Regions from separate parts of the Homo sapiens genome. Here region 2 is linked to region 1. Evidence: chromatin contacts called from ENCODE Hi-C or POLR2A ChIA-PET data. All regions are on one chromosome and are shown on one strand. Each heading gives the region's core, a stretch centred on a gene start or an enhancer-like site at or near the end of the contact. The rest is flanking DNA. Distances are from core to core; before and after follow the strand shown.

What was found. A loop is a pair of places that touch in the nucleus more often than their neighbours do. ChIA-PET counts read pairs that join two places held with the same protein, here RNA polymerase II (POLR2A). Pooled maps may share reads with other maps.
Region 2: a pooled map shows a loop between it and region 1 (4-fold over the local background). The contact joins two enhancer-like sites. A Hi-C loop is called at or near these places in 1 of 37 single-sample maps with no recorded cell type and 3 of 50 pooled maps. POLR2A ChIA-PET finds 5 or more read pairs at or near these places in 4 of 52 experiments (AG04450, GM12878, MCF 10A and 1 more).

Annotation. Positions count from the first base shown.
Region 1 is chr20:5,644,316-5,647,015 of GRCh38, forward strand. No RefSeq gene overlaps it. Among named protein-coding and RNA genes, the nearest start is that of GPCPD1, 35 kb to the left of the region's middle. RefSeq lists an enhancer at 2,628-2,677. Within about 2 kb of position 1,261, at least 9 of the 41 ENCODE cell types and tissues checked have a DNase peak (open chromatin) inside an H3K27ac peak, as active enhancers do.
Region 2 is chr20:5,528,531-5,531,230 of GRCh38, forward strand. No RefSeq gene overlaps it. Among named protein-coding and RNA genes, the nearest start is that of LINC01729, 20 kb to the left of the region's middle. RefSeq lists enhancers at 330-871, 1,511-1,580. Within about 2 kb of position 1,286, at least 2 of the 41 ENCODE cell types and tissues checked have a DNase peak (open chromatin) inside an H3K27ac peak, as active enhancers do.

The DNA of each region.
Region 1 (2,700 bases), core at 11-2,510:
CCATTACCACCCCACCTCCTTACCCTCTCCATTACCACCCCATCTCCTTGCCCTATCCAACCCATTCTCTACCCAGAAAATAGGTCTATCTTAAAAAATAAAAATCAGATCACTCACAGTCTATGCAACATCCTTCATTGGATTCCCACTACACTTAGAACTAAATATAAACTTAGGCCTGGCACAGTGGCTTACACCTGTAATCCCAGCACTCTGGGAGGCCAAGGCAGGCCAATCACCTGAGGTCAGGAGTTGGAGACCAGCCTGGCCAACATGGCGAAACCTGTCTCTACTAAAAATACAAAAATTAGCCAGGCATAGTGGCAGGCACCTGTAATCCCAGCTACTTGGGAGGCTGAGGCAGGAGAATCACTTGAACCCAGGAGGCAGAGGTTGGGGTGAGTTGAGATCGCGCCACTGCACTCCAGCCTGGATGACAGAGCAAGACTCCATCTCAAAATAAATAAATAAATAAAAATAAACTTGTAGTGTCCTCTAAACTGCTACAGGACCTGGCTTCTACCCATCCTCCCAAGTGCAAGCTCATTTCATGCCACTCTGTCTTTGGCACACAATGCCAGTCCTGTCCAGCCTAGAGGTCTTTGCTATACTGTTCCTTCATCCTAGAAGCTCTTCCCCTACTCTTCCCATGCTAGCTTTGTCTCTTCCTCTGGGCCTTAGCTTAATTATTGTCCACTAAAGCAGACTTTCTGACCATCCTATCTGAAGTAAGCTTCTTTGTTTCCTTTATTCTCTTTTTAGCTCCTTCTTCCCCTCAGTCCTCACAGTTATTCCCACAGTCATAATGCCAACCCAATTTTTCCACAAATGAGGAAACAGAAAGACTTTTTAGGAACTTGTTAGATTTTAGACAAATCAAACACCACATAAACAACAAACTGCTTCTCTCCTAACTGGGCATCCTGCTGGATATGACCAGTCATACCCAATTCCACCCATATCTAAAAATTGAAAGGCTAACTGAGCATGGGGGTACACACCTATAGTCCCAGCTACTTGGGAGGCTGAGGTGGGAGGATCACTTGAACCTGGGAAGTTGAGGCTGCAGTGAGCCAAGATTGTGCCACTGCACTCCAGCCTGTGTGACAGAGTGAGACTCTGTCTCAAAAAAACCCAACTAGTTTTTAAAAAGTAAATACTGATAAGGTGAATCGGCATCTCAAACCCAAAATGAGGATACTCTTGAGACCCCCTTCAGTGGAAAGTGTGTAATGACCCAGATCCTGTTTTGCTGCAATCTTGGCCCTACATGACACAGCGGCATTCAACCGAACACGTAAAGACGAGAATAACTTTCTCACGAGTCTCATTTCCTGTGTTTTATATTAGAGCTCATTGTTGTTCTCTTTTTATTCCTCCTCTAAGACCAAAGTCCCATGAGATGGACCTTGGTAGAGTGAAAAAGGGTTTGAACTCAACTCAAATGCTATATGAGTGCATGCATGAAACTCCAGAATGGGCTCCAGCACTTTCAAATTTTTTTTCATTGACACTATCCACATGTAGAAAACATACCCTGTAAAGTACAACTTCTCCCTTTTGTTTCTAAGGTGAAAACTTAGGTCATATGCACGGAGCTGACAACAGATCACCCAATAATTATGTGATTGAAGTTGTCACTTATTTGGGTAAAACCTACTCAGGAATTTGAATTCTCTTCTAACAACTTGAACAGCTTCTCTTCTGTTTTGTTAATAAATCACTAAGTATGGCATACAAATCACCAGCAAGTTTTCGGAGAATTAAACTTACTGAAGCTCCTGCTTTCCAGCATTTTTATTTTATTTTATTTTATTTTTTGAGACGAAGTCTCGCTCTGTCGCGCAGGCTGGAGTTCAGTGGCACAATCTCGGCTCACTGCAACCTCTGCCTCCCAGGTTCAAGCAAGTCTCCTGACTCAGCCTCCCTAGTAGCTGGGATTACAGGCACGTGCCACTATGCCCAGCTAATTTTTTTTTTTTTTTTTTTGAAACGGAGTTTCGCTCTTGTTGCCCAGGCTGGAGTGCAATGGCATGATCTCAGCTCACTGCAACCTCCACTTCTTGGGTTCAAGCGATTCTCCTGCTTAGCCTCCCGAGTAGCTGGGAGGCTGAGGCAGGAGAATCGCTTGAGCCCGGGATGAGGAGGTTGCAGTGAGCCGACATGGCGCCACTGCACTCCAGCCCCAGCCTGGGCAACAAGAGTGAAACTCCATCTCAAAAAAAAAAAAAAAGAAAAAGAAAAAGAAAGTGAGTCACTTGATACCACAAAGAATATAGGCTCCTTTGTGAGCTAAAATTTCTAGATCTATAACTCAACAAAGGTGATTTATGACTTTTATAAATGTTGGAGGCCGGGCACAGTGCCTGACACTTGTAATCCAGCAAGTTGGGAAGGCAAGGTGGGCAGATTGCTTGAGCCCAGAAGTTTGAGATCAGCCTGGGCAACATGATGAAACCCCATCTCTACAAAAATAGAAAAATTAGCCAGGTGTGGTGGCATGCACCTGTAGTCCCAGCTACTCAAGACGCAGAGGTGGGGGGATCACCTAAGCCCAGGAAGTCGAGCGAACCGTGATTATGCAACTGCACTCCAGACTGGGTGACAGACTGAGACCCTGTCTCAAAAAAATAATAAAGTTAAATTAAAAATTAAGTGCAGCTGGGTGCGACGGCACACACCTGTAATCCCAGCATGTCC
Region 2 (2,700 bases), core at 36-2,535, 120 kb before region 1:
ACTGGACACAACCCCAATGCCCTTCAGTGTGTGAATGTCCAGAGCAGCCTGGGGACTGACACTGCCACGCTCTTACTTGGAATGTGTGTAGCTTTCCAGAGAATGAGTTAAGGTGTGTGTTGAGGGGCTGGGAGCGAGCAGTGCTGGCACACCAGCAGAACTGAGGAGTTCAGTCTAGAGTTGGTACATCTTGAGCTGAATCTCTAAGGCCTTCAGTTTCCTAGATCTGCTTCCCTCGGAAGCACTTAGGAAACAGGGCCTCCCTCCACAGGACAGCCCCCCGGGTCTGCAAAGGGGCATGTGTTTCCTCCTTAGGCACGGATGTGCCTTGTCCTCTCTTCTCCCACACTTAGAGTAACCTGTGAATAATTTGATGGGTGAAATAACCCACTGTCTGGGACACCATTTTTGGTGTGGCTTTATGGGTGCCTATGTACCGTGTATATGTATGTAACATGTAACCCTGCTCAAAAAGGTTAGAACTCACCCAGTCAGCTAGCGACTCCAGAATAATCAGATACATGTTCCCCCAAGGTACCACAAGATGGCAGCACATGCACACAGCATTTCAAGCTCCTGCACACTGAGATGACAGCAATTAATCTGCCCTCTAATAATGCCTCTGCCATCCTGGAAAGCCCTACACTTAAACGGTCATGATGCCTGTTTCTATGATGATGTGTTGCAAACACACGCAGCATTTCTGAGGTAGATGAAGAGATTCAAAGGGTAACAGGAGATTATGTAGTTCAGAATTCTTCACCTTTTTTTAAAAAAAATATTTATTTATTTATTTATTTATTTTTAATAGAGACAGGGTCTCACTATGTTGCCCAGGCTAGTCTTGAATTCCTGGGCTCAAGCGATCCTCCCGCCTCGGCCTCCCAAAGGGCCGGGATCACAGGCGTGAGCCACTGAGTGTGGCCAGAATTCTTCACCTTTTGGTGCAGAGTGTGTATGTCGCACCTGAAGCCAGAAGTCAACGATACTCGATGAAAGGGTTTGTTCAGCGCAGATGACCTACTTGGGTTCATGGCTTGCATGTGTTATAATTGCTGCTGTTTATTTCCTGAAAACTTAGACGATTTGGGGCACATTATCGATGCCTTACAGGCATGGTCGCATTAAACTTTACTGCAGCCATCTGTCATAGTGATTATTATCCTCATTTTACAGATGGGGAAAGAAAGAATTAGACCTTCAGGCACCTTGGTAATGGCACGCACAGCGAGTAGAGGCAGAGAGAACCTGCTTCCCTGACGGCCCACACTCCCCCGGCACACAAGGCTCCCTCTAGGTGGCGCGCGCGTCTCAGCTTCTACTGCGGAAGTCTCGGTTATGTGATTATGTATACGCTCAATCCTACACCAATTGAGAATGGCCCTTAGCTTGGAATTAGTAAGAACAGTAATTAGCAATTTATTGTCAGAAAAAAGTTCATAAGATTATCGGCCGCAGTCTCTTTGCTGCACATCTTTCTCATCTTGACAGGACAGCCACAGGGAATCCAGGTCTTCTCCACCACCCCAGGCTCAGCAGTTCATGCTTACCCACCCAGCTCAGGCACAGATGCGACATTCAGCTTAGCAACATTCAGCTTAGGATCGGGTAAACAGGCAGAGCTTTCTCTCTCTCTTTTTTTTTTTTTTTTGAGGCAGAGTCTCTCTCTTATTGCCCAGGCTGGAGTGTAATGGTGCGATCTCGGCTCACCACAACCTCCATCTCCCGCGTTCAAGCGATTCTCCTGTCTCAGCCTCCCGAGTAGCTGGGATTACAGTTATGCACCACCACACCTGGCTAATTTTGTATTTTTAGTGGAGATGGGGTTTCTCCATGGTCAGGCTGGTCTCGAACTCCAGACCTCAGGTGATCCACCGGCCTCGGCCTCCCAAAGTGCTGGGATTACAAGCATGAGCCACTGCGCCTGGCCTTTTTTTCTTTCTTTCTTTTTAATGTGGAAAATTCCAAATCCTATCAGAGCATATTTGGCATGTGATTTTTTTTTTTTTTTTTTTTTTTTTTGAGACAGGGACTCACTCTGTCGCCCAGGCTGGAGTGCAGTGGCACAATCACGGATCACTGGAGCATCAAACTCCTGGGCTCAAGCGATCCTTCCACCTCAGCCTCCTGATTACCTAAGACTATAGGCAAGCACCACCACAGCCCCTAGTTTTTATTTTTATTTTTTATTTATTTATTTTTTTGTAGAGACAGAGTCTCGCTTTGTTGCCCAGACTGGTCTTGAACTTCTGGCCTCAGGTGACCCTCTGGGCCTCCCAAAGCACTGGGTTTACAAGCATGAGCCACCATGCCAGGCCTAACATCTCTAATTTTTTAAAATTGTTTTTAACATAATGAGACCGAGCTTCACCATGTTGTCTAGACTGTTCTCAAACTCCTGGGCTCAAATGATCCACCCACCTTGGCCTCCCAAAGTGCTAGGGTTACAGGTGTGAGCCACCGTGCCCAGCCAGCATCTCTAATTTTTGACAAGCAGACTTTTGATATGTGATTTACCTAAGTTGTGTAAAGTTATATTCAACGTTATCTGCCTTTTACAAATCAGGAAAACAGGGTATCATTAACTTTCCTAAGTGATATATTCAGGGGGAAAATGAATTTAGCAAAGTGGAGGTCTTTTGTGTCCTTTTACAGATAGTAAAATAGCATCTAGGAGAATGGGAGGTTGAAGGGAACTGT